Linked DNA regions of Homo sapiens: region 2 is linked to region 1. A link is an interaction called in ENCODE POLR2A ChIA-PET data of the cell type or tissue named here. Cell type or tissue: B cell. All regions are shown on one strand. Each heading gives the region's core, and the rest is flanking DNA. Links, peaks and the distances in the headings are about the cores only. Region 1 overlaps CRTC3-AS1 (CRTC3 antisense RNA 1). Region 2 overlaps CRTC3 (CREB regulated transcription coactivator 3).

Region 1 (5,380 bases), core at 284-5,283:
AATAAAAATAAAAAACAAAAGTTATAGGTGGAATAAAAAAAATTGACAGATTTATTAGGAGAGTAGACGTTTTGATAAAAACAATCAATTAATCACCTATCAGAACGTCAGACAAAAATCAAAATGGGCACATTACACCACTTCATGCTCTAAAACCAATGAACAGACTCATCTACATGAAAGATGATAGTAAAATGTCTTTAAGGATAGTAAGGGTTCATTCAGGTGGGCAGTAATTGCAACAGTTGCAAACCCAAGTATTAGTCAGGGTCCTGGCGGAAAAGAGTTGGCAAACGCAAGAGAGAATTTTTTTTTTTTTTTTTTTTATGAGACGGAGTCTCGCTCTGCCACCCAGGCTGGAGTGCAGTGGCGCAATCTCGGCTCACTGCAACCTCTGCCTCCCGGGTTCACGCCAATTCTCCTGCCTCAGCCTCCCGAGTAGCTGGGACTACAAAAATTTTTTGTATTTTTAGTAGAGACAGGATTTCACCGTGTTAGCCAGGATGGTCTTGATCTCCTGACCTCGTGATCCGCCTGCCTCGGCCTCCCAAAGTGCTGGGATTACAGGTGTGAGCCACTGCGCCCAGCCAAAAGAGGATATTTAAGAGATGCTAATGAAGCAATTACTTACTAAAGTATAGGTAGGGTTCAGGGAACCACAAAGAATGAAACTAGCAACAGAAGGAAACCACCACCACACTTTTTAGTTGAGAGGGCAAAAGGAAGGAGAGGTTCTTGAAATCTGATGTATAGCTACAGCACAAAAGCCACCTGACAGGGGTTATGACCTTGGGCAAAGGATGCAGCCACCAGTGAACCAGGACCTGGCTCTGTACTCCCACCCTTTGATCTGTTGATACATGTCACAGGCCAAACCCAGCCTCCTGATTGACAGAGAGAAATGAGTCTGAAGGACCAATCAGAAAAAGATCTAGTACATCCAACTTCAATTTGGCTTTAAAAAGTTAGGGCATTTTGGCTGGGCATGGTGGCTCATGACTGTCATCCCAGAGCTTCGGGAGGCTGAGGTGGGAGGATGGTTTGAGACCCGGAGGTTGAGGCTGCAGTAAGCTATGATGGCACCACTGCACTCCAGGCTGGGTGACAGAGCACAACACCATCTCAAAAAAAAAAAAAAAAAAAAAGCCTCGCATGGTGGCTATCAAGTCTGTAATCCCAACACTTTAAAGAGGCCAAGGAAGGAGGATCACTTGAGTCTAGCATTTTGAGACCTGCCTGGGCAACACGGTGAAACCCCATCTCTACAAAAAATACAAAACTTAAAAAGAAAAAAAAAATCAAAAATTAGCCAGGCAACACATACGTGTGGTTCCAGCTACTCTGGAAGCTGACGTGTGAGGATCACATGAGCCTGGGGAGGTGGAGGCTGCAGTGAGCTCCAGCCTGGGTGACAGAGTGAGACCCTGTCTCAAAACAAAACAAAACACAACAAAACATACAAAATTAGTCGGGCTCCCCCTTGAGCCCAGGAGTTGAGGCTGGAGCAAGCCATGATGCGGCCACTGTACTCTATCCTGGGCAACAGAGTGAGACACTGTTTCTGAAAAAAAAAAAAAAAAGTTAGTCCGGGTGCAGTGGCTCACGCCTGTAATCCCAGCACTTTGGAAGGCCGAGGCGGGTGGATCATGAGGTAAAGAGATCGAGACCATCCTGGCTAACACAGAGAAACCCCGTCTCTACTAAAAATACAAAAAATTAGCCAGGTGTGGTGGCAGGCGCTGGTAGTTCCAGCTACTCAGGAGGCTGAGGCAGGAGAATGGCGTGAACCTGGGAGGTGGAGCTTGCAGTGAGCTGAGATCACGCCACTGCACTCCAGCCTGGGCGACAGAGTGAGACTCCATCTCAAAAAAAAAAAAAAAAAAAGTTAGGGCATTTTATTATTTCATTAAACAACATTTCCTGAAGTAGGGCAGCTAAGCCCCATGGTTGGTGGATTTGCTGACGTTGTGAAGGGCCCTCAGTCTTTCTGTCTTTCTCTTCATTCCATCCTGATCACAAGAAGGCTGCTGCAGCTCCAGATGCCACAGTCAGCCTCAGCAAGGATTAGCAAAAGAGAATGAGTCTTCCTGGGGGTCTCTTTTAAAGAATGAGGAAACTTCTTGGAAGCCTCCCCATGAAATCTGTCTCATGGGCCAGAACTGTATCACATGTCCATGCTGGGCCAATCCTCATCCAGGGAAAAGGTACCCAGCTAATCAAGATTTGCCCCTGAGCTGGGGAAGGTGTTGGTTGGCGGAGGGGAGCATAGATGTGCCTACAAAAACCAAGATTCTGCTAACGGAAAAGAGGGAAGAAAGGCTTTGTGAAGGCAAAGGTGTATGAAAAAGACTGCAAGACAATTGTGAGGTTTTTAGTAGACTGGAGGTAGAATAAAGATGTTGGAGGCTGGGCACAGAGGCTCGTGTCTGTAGTCCCAACACTTTGGGAGGCTGAGGTGGTAGGATTGCTTGAGGCCAGGAGTTCAGAGACCAGCCTGGGCAACATAGACTCCATCTCTACAAAAAAATACAAGCAGGCAGCCAGGCGCCGTGGCTCACACCTGTAATCCCAGCACTTTGGAAGGCCGAGGTGGGTGGATCATGAGGTCAGGAGATCGAGAACATCCTGGCTAACATGGTGAAACCCCATCTCTACTAAAAATACAAAAAATTAGCCGGGCGTGGTGGCGGGCGCCTGTAGTCCCAGCTACTCGGGAGGCTGAGGCAGGAGAATGGCGTGAACCCGGGAGGCCGAGCTTGCAGTGAGCCGAGATCGTGCCATTGCACTCCAGCCTGGGCCACAGAGCGAAACTCCGTCTCAAAAAAAAAAAAAAAAAAATACAAGCAGGCATGATGGCTCACACCTGTAATCCCAGCACTTTTGGAGGTGGGTGGATCACTTGAGGTCAGGAGCTTAAGACCAGCCTGGCCAACATGGCAAAACCCCGTCTCTACTAAAAATACAAAATTAGCCGGGCGTGGTGGCAGGCACCTGTAATCCCAGCTGTTCAGGAGGCTGAGGAAGGAGAATTGCTTGAATCTGGGAAGCACAGGTTGCAGTGAGCTGACATCGCGCCACTGCACCCCAGCCTGGGCAACAGAGGGAGACTCTGTCTCAAAAAAAAAAAAATTACCAGGATGGTGAAGTGCACCTCTAGTTCCAACTACTCAGGAGGCCGAAGTGGGAGGAAAGCTTGAGCCTGGGAGGTTGACGCTGCAGTGAGCTGTGACTGCGTCACTGCACTCCAGCCTGGGTGACAGAGCAGGACCCTATCTCCAAAAAAAAAAAAAAAAAAAAAAAAAAAAAAAAAAGATGCTGGGTTTACTGGGAGGCAAAGCATAAGGGTAATATGACCAGCAGAGATGAGTAAAATGTAATATTTACATATTCGACAGTTGATAGGAATTGCATTTTGGTTTTTAGAAGGAGTGCTGAGGTGGAGCAGCCCCATAAAGAGGGACACCAGGATGAAAACACAAGAAGCCTCTACCAAGACAGCTGTCCTGGCCACAGAACACAGGCTGGAGGCAAAGCAGGTATTTTCCAGCGTAAGAAGAATGATCACAGGCACTAGGGCGTTGTCTCCATTAGTCTGTGTTTGTATAATGAAGGTTGTTTTTTTTAATGGAAGAGTGAACTGCTTACTGTAATCAGGGATACCTAATGCTAGGACTCATTTAAGGGAAGAAAAAGCCTTTTAGATGTTAAGACCAAGGTAATCATTTGACATTGCTAGCTTGAGTTAGATGTAGTAGATGTTTTGTATCTGAAGTATATTTTAGTATTTACTGTCAGCTAAGGCCAGACATGTCCAAGAAGCTATGCATTTGTGAACTTGTGGTGAGCCCAGGGCCCTTGAAGATACCTACTTCTCTAGAAGAAAATGAGTGTCTCTTACTGATTTGTCATGTTCAAGTAATGGACTTGGAACAGACATAATTATGATTTATTTTAATAGCTTTGTGGCCCTTTTGTACACAAGAAGGAAGGTAGATTAAGAAATCTCTTTTGGCCAGCCACAGTGGCTCACGCATGTAGCCCAGCACTTTGGGAGGCCGAAGTGGGTGAATGACTTGAGGTCAGGAGTTCAAGACTAGCCTGGCCAACATGGAGAAACCCAGTGTCTACTAAAAATACAAAAATTAGCTGAGCATGGTGGCGTGCACTTGTAATCCCAGCTACTCAGGAGGCTGAAGCAGCAGAATTGCTTGAACCCAGGAGGCAGAGGTTGCAGTGAGCCAAGATACACCACTGTACTCCAGCCTGGGCGACAGAGTGAGACTCTGTCTCAAAAATAAATACATTAATTAATTAATTTCTCTCTTTTGAGGGCAGGGTATGGTGGCTCAAGCCTGTGATACCAGCATTTTGGGAGGTGGGAAGATTGCTTGAGCCCAAGAGTTCAGGACCAGCCTGGGCGACAAAATGAGACTGGGTCTCTATTAAAAAATAATTAAACATTAGCTGGGCATGGTGTTGCATGTCTGTAGTCCCAGCTACTCAGGAGGCTGAGGTGGGAGGATGGCTTGAGCCCTGGAGGTCAAGACTGCAGTGAGCCATAATGGCATCACTGTACTCCAGCATGGGTAACAGAGCAAGGCCCTGCCAAAAAAAAAAAAGAAGAAATCTCTTTTGAGGCCCTTTAATGAGGGGGAGACCAACAGAAGGCTGCTAACATATTGCATAAGAACACAATTTCCAGGAAACGTTCTGTTATTTAAATCACTCTTAAGAATTAGGAAGTCCAGGAGCTCTGGGCTGAAATTGCAGATTAAACATGCACATCTAGATCCATTCCCCCAAAAACCTACTATAGTAAAGTGACTGTATATATAGTAAAAACTACAATAAGTCTACAACAATGAGAACAGAACAGATGACAGCAGGTCAGGCGTGGTGGCTCACGCCTATAATCCCTGCACTTTGGAAGGCCAAACCGGGTGGATCACTTGAGCCCAGGAGTTCAAACCGGCCTGGCCAACACGTTGAAACCTTGTCTCTACTAAAAATGCCAAAAAAAAAGTAGCCAGGCATGGTGGCACACACTTATAATCCCAGCTACTTGGAAGGCTGAGACAGGAAAATTGCTTGAACCTGGGAGGCAGAGGTTGCAATGATCCGAGATTGCACCACTGCACTCCAGGCTGGGCCACAGAGGGAGACTGTCTCAAAAACAAACAAACAAAAACAAAAAAAAAAGAAAAAGAAAAAAAGATTAGCCAAGCTTGGTGGCACATGCCTGTGGTCCCAGCTACTCGGGAGGCTAAGATGGGAGGATCACTTGAGCCTGGGAGACGGAGGTTGCCGTGAGCCAAGATGATGCCACTGCACGCCAGCCTGGCAGGCAGAACAAAACCCTGTCTCAAAAAAGAAAAACAAA
Region 2 (5,380 bases), core at 235-5,234, 130 kb before region 1:
TTCTCCTGCCTCAGCCTCCCGAGTAGCTAGGATTACAGGCACATGCTACCATGCCTGGCTAATTTTTGTATTTTTAGTAGAGATGGGGTTTCATCATATTGGCCAGGCTGGTCTTGAACTCCTGGCCTTAAGTGTTCCACCTGCCTTGGCCTCTTAAAGTGCTGGGATTACAGACCTATTGACTCCAATTTTGAAACAAGTTCTATTGTGGGTAAAAGTGTTACCCAGCAGCATCACATGGTACAGAGAAATCTTTTGTGAAAGGAAGTTGATACAGCCAACTTCGTTGTTGTCATATTTTAAGAAATTTCCACAGCCACCCCAACGTTCAGCAACCACCACTGATCAATCAGTGGCCTTCAACATCGAGGCAAGACCCTCTACTAGGAAAAAGATTACAACTCACTGAAGGCTCAAATGATCCTTAGCATTTTTTAGCAATAAAGTATTTTTAAATTAAAGTGTATATATTTTTCATGCATAATGCTATTGCACACTTAATAGACTACAGTATGGTGTAAACAAGTATAACGAAACTTTTTTTTTTTTTTTAAAGAGACAGAGTTTCTCCCGGTCACCCAGGCGAGAGTGCAGTGGTGCAATCATAGCTCACTGTAGCCTTGAACTCCTGGGCTCAAGCAGTCTTCCCATTCCAGCCTCCTGAGTAGCTGGAACTACAGGCATATGCCACCATGCCCAGCTAATAATTTTCATTTGAAAAATTTTTTTGTAGAGATAGAGTTTTTCTTTTTGGCCCAGGCTGGTCTCAAACTCCTGGCTTTAAGCCGTCTTCCTGCCTTGGCCTCCCAAAGTGCTAGGATTATAGGCATGAGCCACCATACATGGCCTGTAAACAAAACCTTTTTTTTTTTTTTTTTCTTGAGATGGAATTTTGCTCTTGTTGCCCAGGCCGAAGTGCAGTGGTGTGATCTTGACTCCCTGCAGCCTCTGCCTCCCTGGTTCAAACGATTCTCCTGCCACAGCCTCCCAAGTAGCTGAGATCACAGGCATGCGCCACCACACCTGGCTAATTTTGTATTTTTAGTAGAGATGGGGTTTCACCATGTTGGCCAGGCTGGTCTCAAACTCCTGAGACATATACCTGTTGTAAATTGGTATACGTCTTTTTTGCTTTTTGTTTTAGAAACAGGATCTTGCTCTGTCACCCAGGCTGGAGTGCATAGGTGTGATCATAGCTCACTGCAACCTCAAATTTCAAGATTCAAGCAATCCTCCCATCTTAGCTTCTGAAGTAGCTGGGATTGTAGGTTCACCCCGCCATGCCTGGCTAATTTTTTATTTTTTGTAGAGACAGAGTCTCACTATATTGCCTAGGCTGACATCTTTTCAAAAACAGTTTTGGAATATATATAAAGGATGTTAAGATAGTAATATTATTTGACAGATTCTACTTTGGGGACACTATCCTAAGAAAGTAATTTAATATCTGAAAAGAAAACCTGTAGCCTGATAATGTTGTAATATTATTTATTATAGTGAGTAATTGATTTCAGTAAAATATGATCTATCAGCTCAGTGCAGTTTGAAATTATGAATGTAAAGACTTCAGCTACATGAAAAAATATATTACTATGTTGAACAAAATACTTAAAAAGGAATACAATTATATGGACTGATGGTTATAGGAGTATATGAAGTTTTCACACAGTTGCTAGGACATAACTTGTTTGTCTTTAGTGTCTTTTTGACATTGCCAAAAGCTTCTGACACTACTTTTTTAAAAATGTGGCTTAAAAAATTGTCAAGTAATGAGCAAAACAGAGACTCTACTTCTGTGCCTTAGTCTCATTGCCAGTTGCCAGCCTCTGATTTCAGGTGGGTGTGAGGGATGGAGGGACAATGAGGGATGAGGCAGGGCTCGGAGATGGTCTAAGAAGTCACTTGTATCTCATGTGGGTTTCTTCTCTCAAATTCTTGAGTTTCTCTTTATAGACCCTCATTAGAAAAGTCGGTTATGTGGGCATCAGTATGAGCCCTTACTCTTGACTCCACCACTGTTAGGGACATCCTCAGTGAAATCCCTGACAATTTCTTCAGTAATACATATGTTATATAACACTCCTTTATAATGATTTTTTTGGGGAAAGAATAGTAATTCTTTAGATGCTAACCCAGCCGGCTGTAAACAAATCATGGTTCTTTAAAAACCATGGCTCACACCTGTAATCCCAGCACTTTGGGAGGCTGAGGCAGGTGAATTACCTGAGGTCCGGATAACAGTAATGCATCCTCATAAGAGTTCAAGCCAGTAATTAATGAAATACAAAGCCAAAGTCCCCAGAAATGAGAGATGGTTTGTGATGAGAGAGGATCTGGGGTGTCTGTGGTCTGTTACACACATTACTTGATGATAAAAACAGTGATCTTTACTTTGGCTTACAAAAGGCTCGTGCTTCAGCAGAGTGCAGCAAAATGTTCCCTGACCAAAACGACTGTGTCTGAAGGGCACAGCTTGGGGGAATACAGCTATGAAAAAAACTACACGAGGAACAAAAACATTGGATGAAAATAGTGGTTGTATTTGGAAGGTAGAATTATAATCCTCCCCTTTTCTACGTTCCTAAATTGTCCATAATGTGGTTATATTTTTTTAATAATAAAAGTCCAATTTAACAAATATTTATTGGACACTGCGTGTCAGACACAATGCTTGATGCTGGAGATACAATGACCCAGACAGGCACAGTCACTGCTTGGCGGAACTTCAGTCCAGTGGGAGAGGCAGATGATTTTACAAGTCATTGTGACACCATGTGACAAACCCACAATAGAGGAGTTCAGAGAGTGGCTGGATTGTGTCCGAGTGGTGCCTAACCCAAACGGGTTGGGAGGAGGTCCCAGGAAAGGCTTCCTGGAGGAAGAGGTGACTAAGCTGGGACCTGAGGGCTATATAACTGAAGATTGGAGTGAGGAGTGTTCTAAGCAAAAGAAGCTGCATTTGGCAAAGCTTGGAGGAACTGAAAGTTTGGTGACACTGGAGCATAGATTGAGCATGAGAAGGGAGTGGTGAGAGATGAGGCTGGAGCTTGAAGTAGGAACCAGATCACAAAGGACTTTGCTTTCTTATTAAGGAATTTGGATTTTGTCCTAAGGCGGTGTAAAGCTATTGGAAGGATATTCATTTGCTTGCCTGCTTGCTCACTTATTTATTCTTCCAAATTTGTTGTAGAAACTCAAATAATATGGAAGCATGAAACATGAAAAGTAAAAGTCTCCCCTTCTCTACTTCACACCCTCCCCCCAGTTCTAATCCCCATGGTACCTATTGCTAAGTGTTTCATCTGCACCCTTTCTGCAGTTTTCTGGGAAGTATATGCAAGCGTGTGTGTGTATATACATATTTTCTTTCTACACAAATGGAATCATGCTATACTGAATAACTCCCATCTTAAAAGCAAAACTTGACTGGGTGCAGTGGCTCACACCTGTAATCCCAGCACTTTGGGAGGCCGAGGCAGGTGGATTACCTGAGGTCAGGAGTTCAAGACCAGCCTGGCCAACATGGTGAAATCCCATCTCTACTGAAAATACAAAAATTAGCTGGGCATGGTGGTGTGTGCCTGTAATCCCAGCTACTTGGGAGGCTGAGGCAGGAGAATTGCCTGAGCCCAAGAGGCGGAGGTTGCAGTGAGCCAAGATTGCGCCATCGTACTCCAGCGTGGCTGACAGAGCGAGATTCTTTCTCAAAAAAAAAAAAAAAAAAAAGGCAGAACTTGATACACCTTAGGTATCTTTCTATGTCAGTACCTAAAGATATATATTCTTTCTAATGACAGCAGCACAGCCATTTATGTAGCTATCCCATCATTTATATAACCAGTCTCTTATTGAGAGACAATTAGATTATGTCTAGTTTTTCACTATTACAGAGGAAAACTGCAGGGAACATTCTTGTTATGATATCGTGTTGGATATTTACATAAGGGTATTTGTGAGATATGTTCCTAGAAGTAAAATAGCTGGGTAAGAAGGGTTGTACATTTAAAATTAAGGTAGATATTACCGTATTATTCCCTGTTAAGGTGATATCAATTTCTACTCTCACCAACATATGAGTGTCTGTTCTTTCATATACTCTTCCCCACTGGATATATCCTTTTTTTGATTTCTATTTTTTGAGATGGAGTCTCACTCTGTCACCCAGGCTGGAGTGCAGTAGTGCAATCTTGGCTTACTGTAACTTCCACCTCCCGGGTTCAAGCAGTTCTCCTGCCTCAGCCTCCTGAGTAGCTGGGATTACAGCTGTGCGTCACCATACCCAGCTAATTTTTGTATTTTTAGTAGAGACGGGGTTTCACCATGTTGGCCAGGCTGGTCTTAAACTCCTGACCTCAGGTGATCTGCCCACCTTGGCCTCCCAAAGTGCTGGGATTACAGGCGTGAGCCACCATGCCCCGCCAATATATCCATTTTTTAAAAAAACTGTGGTTAAAAAACACATAACTTAAAACTTAACATCTTGATTTATTTTTAAGTTTACAGTTCATTAGTGTTAAGTATATTCACATTGTTGTGTAAAACAGATCTCCAGAACTTTTTCATCTTGCAAAGCAGAAACTCTGTACCTATTAACAACTCCCCATGCCACCTCCCACTAGCTCCTGAATCACCATTCTACTTTCTGTTTCTATGAATTTAACTATTCTAGGTGTCTCGTACAAGTTAAATTACACACTATTTGTCTTTTTGTACCAGCTTATTTCACTTAGCATAATGGGTAGAAACAAGTCACAGGTGTTGCCTCTACTCAAGGGCGGGGATTCCACAAAGGCGTGAACACCAGGAGGTGGACATCATTGTGGGATACCTTGGAGTCTGTCTACCGTAATCTTCCTTGTATATTCCAAATATTTTCTCCATCTAGTAGTTTTTGTTTGGGAGTTTTATGCTCTAATTTGTATGAGTTAAATGTGTTGGTCTTTCTGTGACTGCTGTGTTACAATTTCTAGTATGTTTAGAGTGGCCTTAATCATGCCAAGATTTCTTAAACATTCACCCGTTTTTCATCCATATTGTATTCTAATGCTATTATTACTTTGGAATTTATTTTGATGTGAGATTTGAGAGAGGGTTCCCATTTTTTTTTTCCTCTGTAGCTAATCTATTGTCTCAATTCTTGAATAATTTCTTTTTTACATAGCTTGTTCTGTTTTTTACTGTTTTTTTTCCCATTGATATGGCTACCTATTCCTCTGTCCATTTCCACATCAGTATATTATTGTAACTTTGTAATATGTTCTTTGATTTTACTTTTAGTTATGTTTTTAGGCAGATACATATGAACATACATTCATGTGGTCTAAGATTAAAGATAAGCAAAAAGTGCAGTGAACAGTATCCTCTCCATCTCTGTCCTAGC

What was found. Peaks named below come from ENCODE experiments on the same cell type or tissue, not always from the same donor. Only the 100,000 strongest peaks of a DNase experiment are listed, where the experiment ranks them.
Region 2: POLR2A ChIA-PET joins it to region 1 with 5 read pairs; 2 of 35 experiments call an interaction of 5 or more read pairs at or near these places.

Annotation. Positions count from the first base shown.
Region 1 is chr15:90,696,552-90,701,931 of GRCh38, forward strand. The region is part of intron 2 of CRTC3-AS1 (CRTC3 antisense RNA 1); the gene reads right to left. Among named protein-coding and RNA genes, the nearest start is that of CRTC3-AS1, 18 kb to the right of the region's middle. In B cell, for the core only: no CTCF peak of the experiment used is centred there; no DNase peak of the experiment used is centred there.
Region 2 is chr15:90,568,456-90,573,835 of GRCh38, forward strand. All of the region lies in intron 2 of CRTC3 (CREB regulated transcription coactivator 3), which reads left to right. Among named protein-coding and RNA genes, the nearest start is that of CRTC3, 41 kb to the left of the region's middle. In B cell, for the core only: no CTCF peak of the experiment used is centred there; a DNase peak (open chromatin) is centred at 2,966; H3K4me3 peaks cover 387 bases; H3K27ac peaks cover 1,651 bases.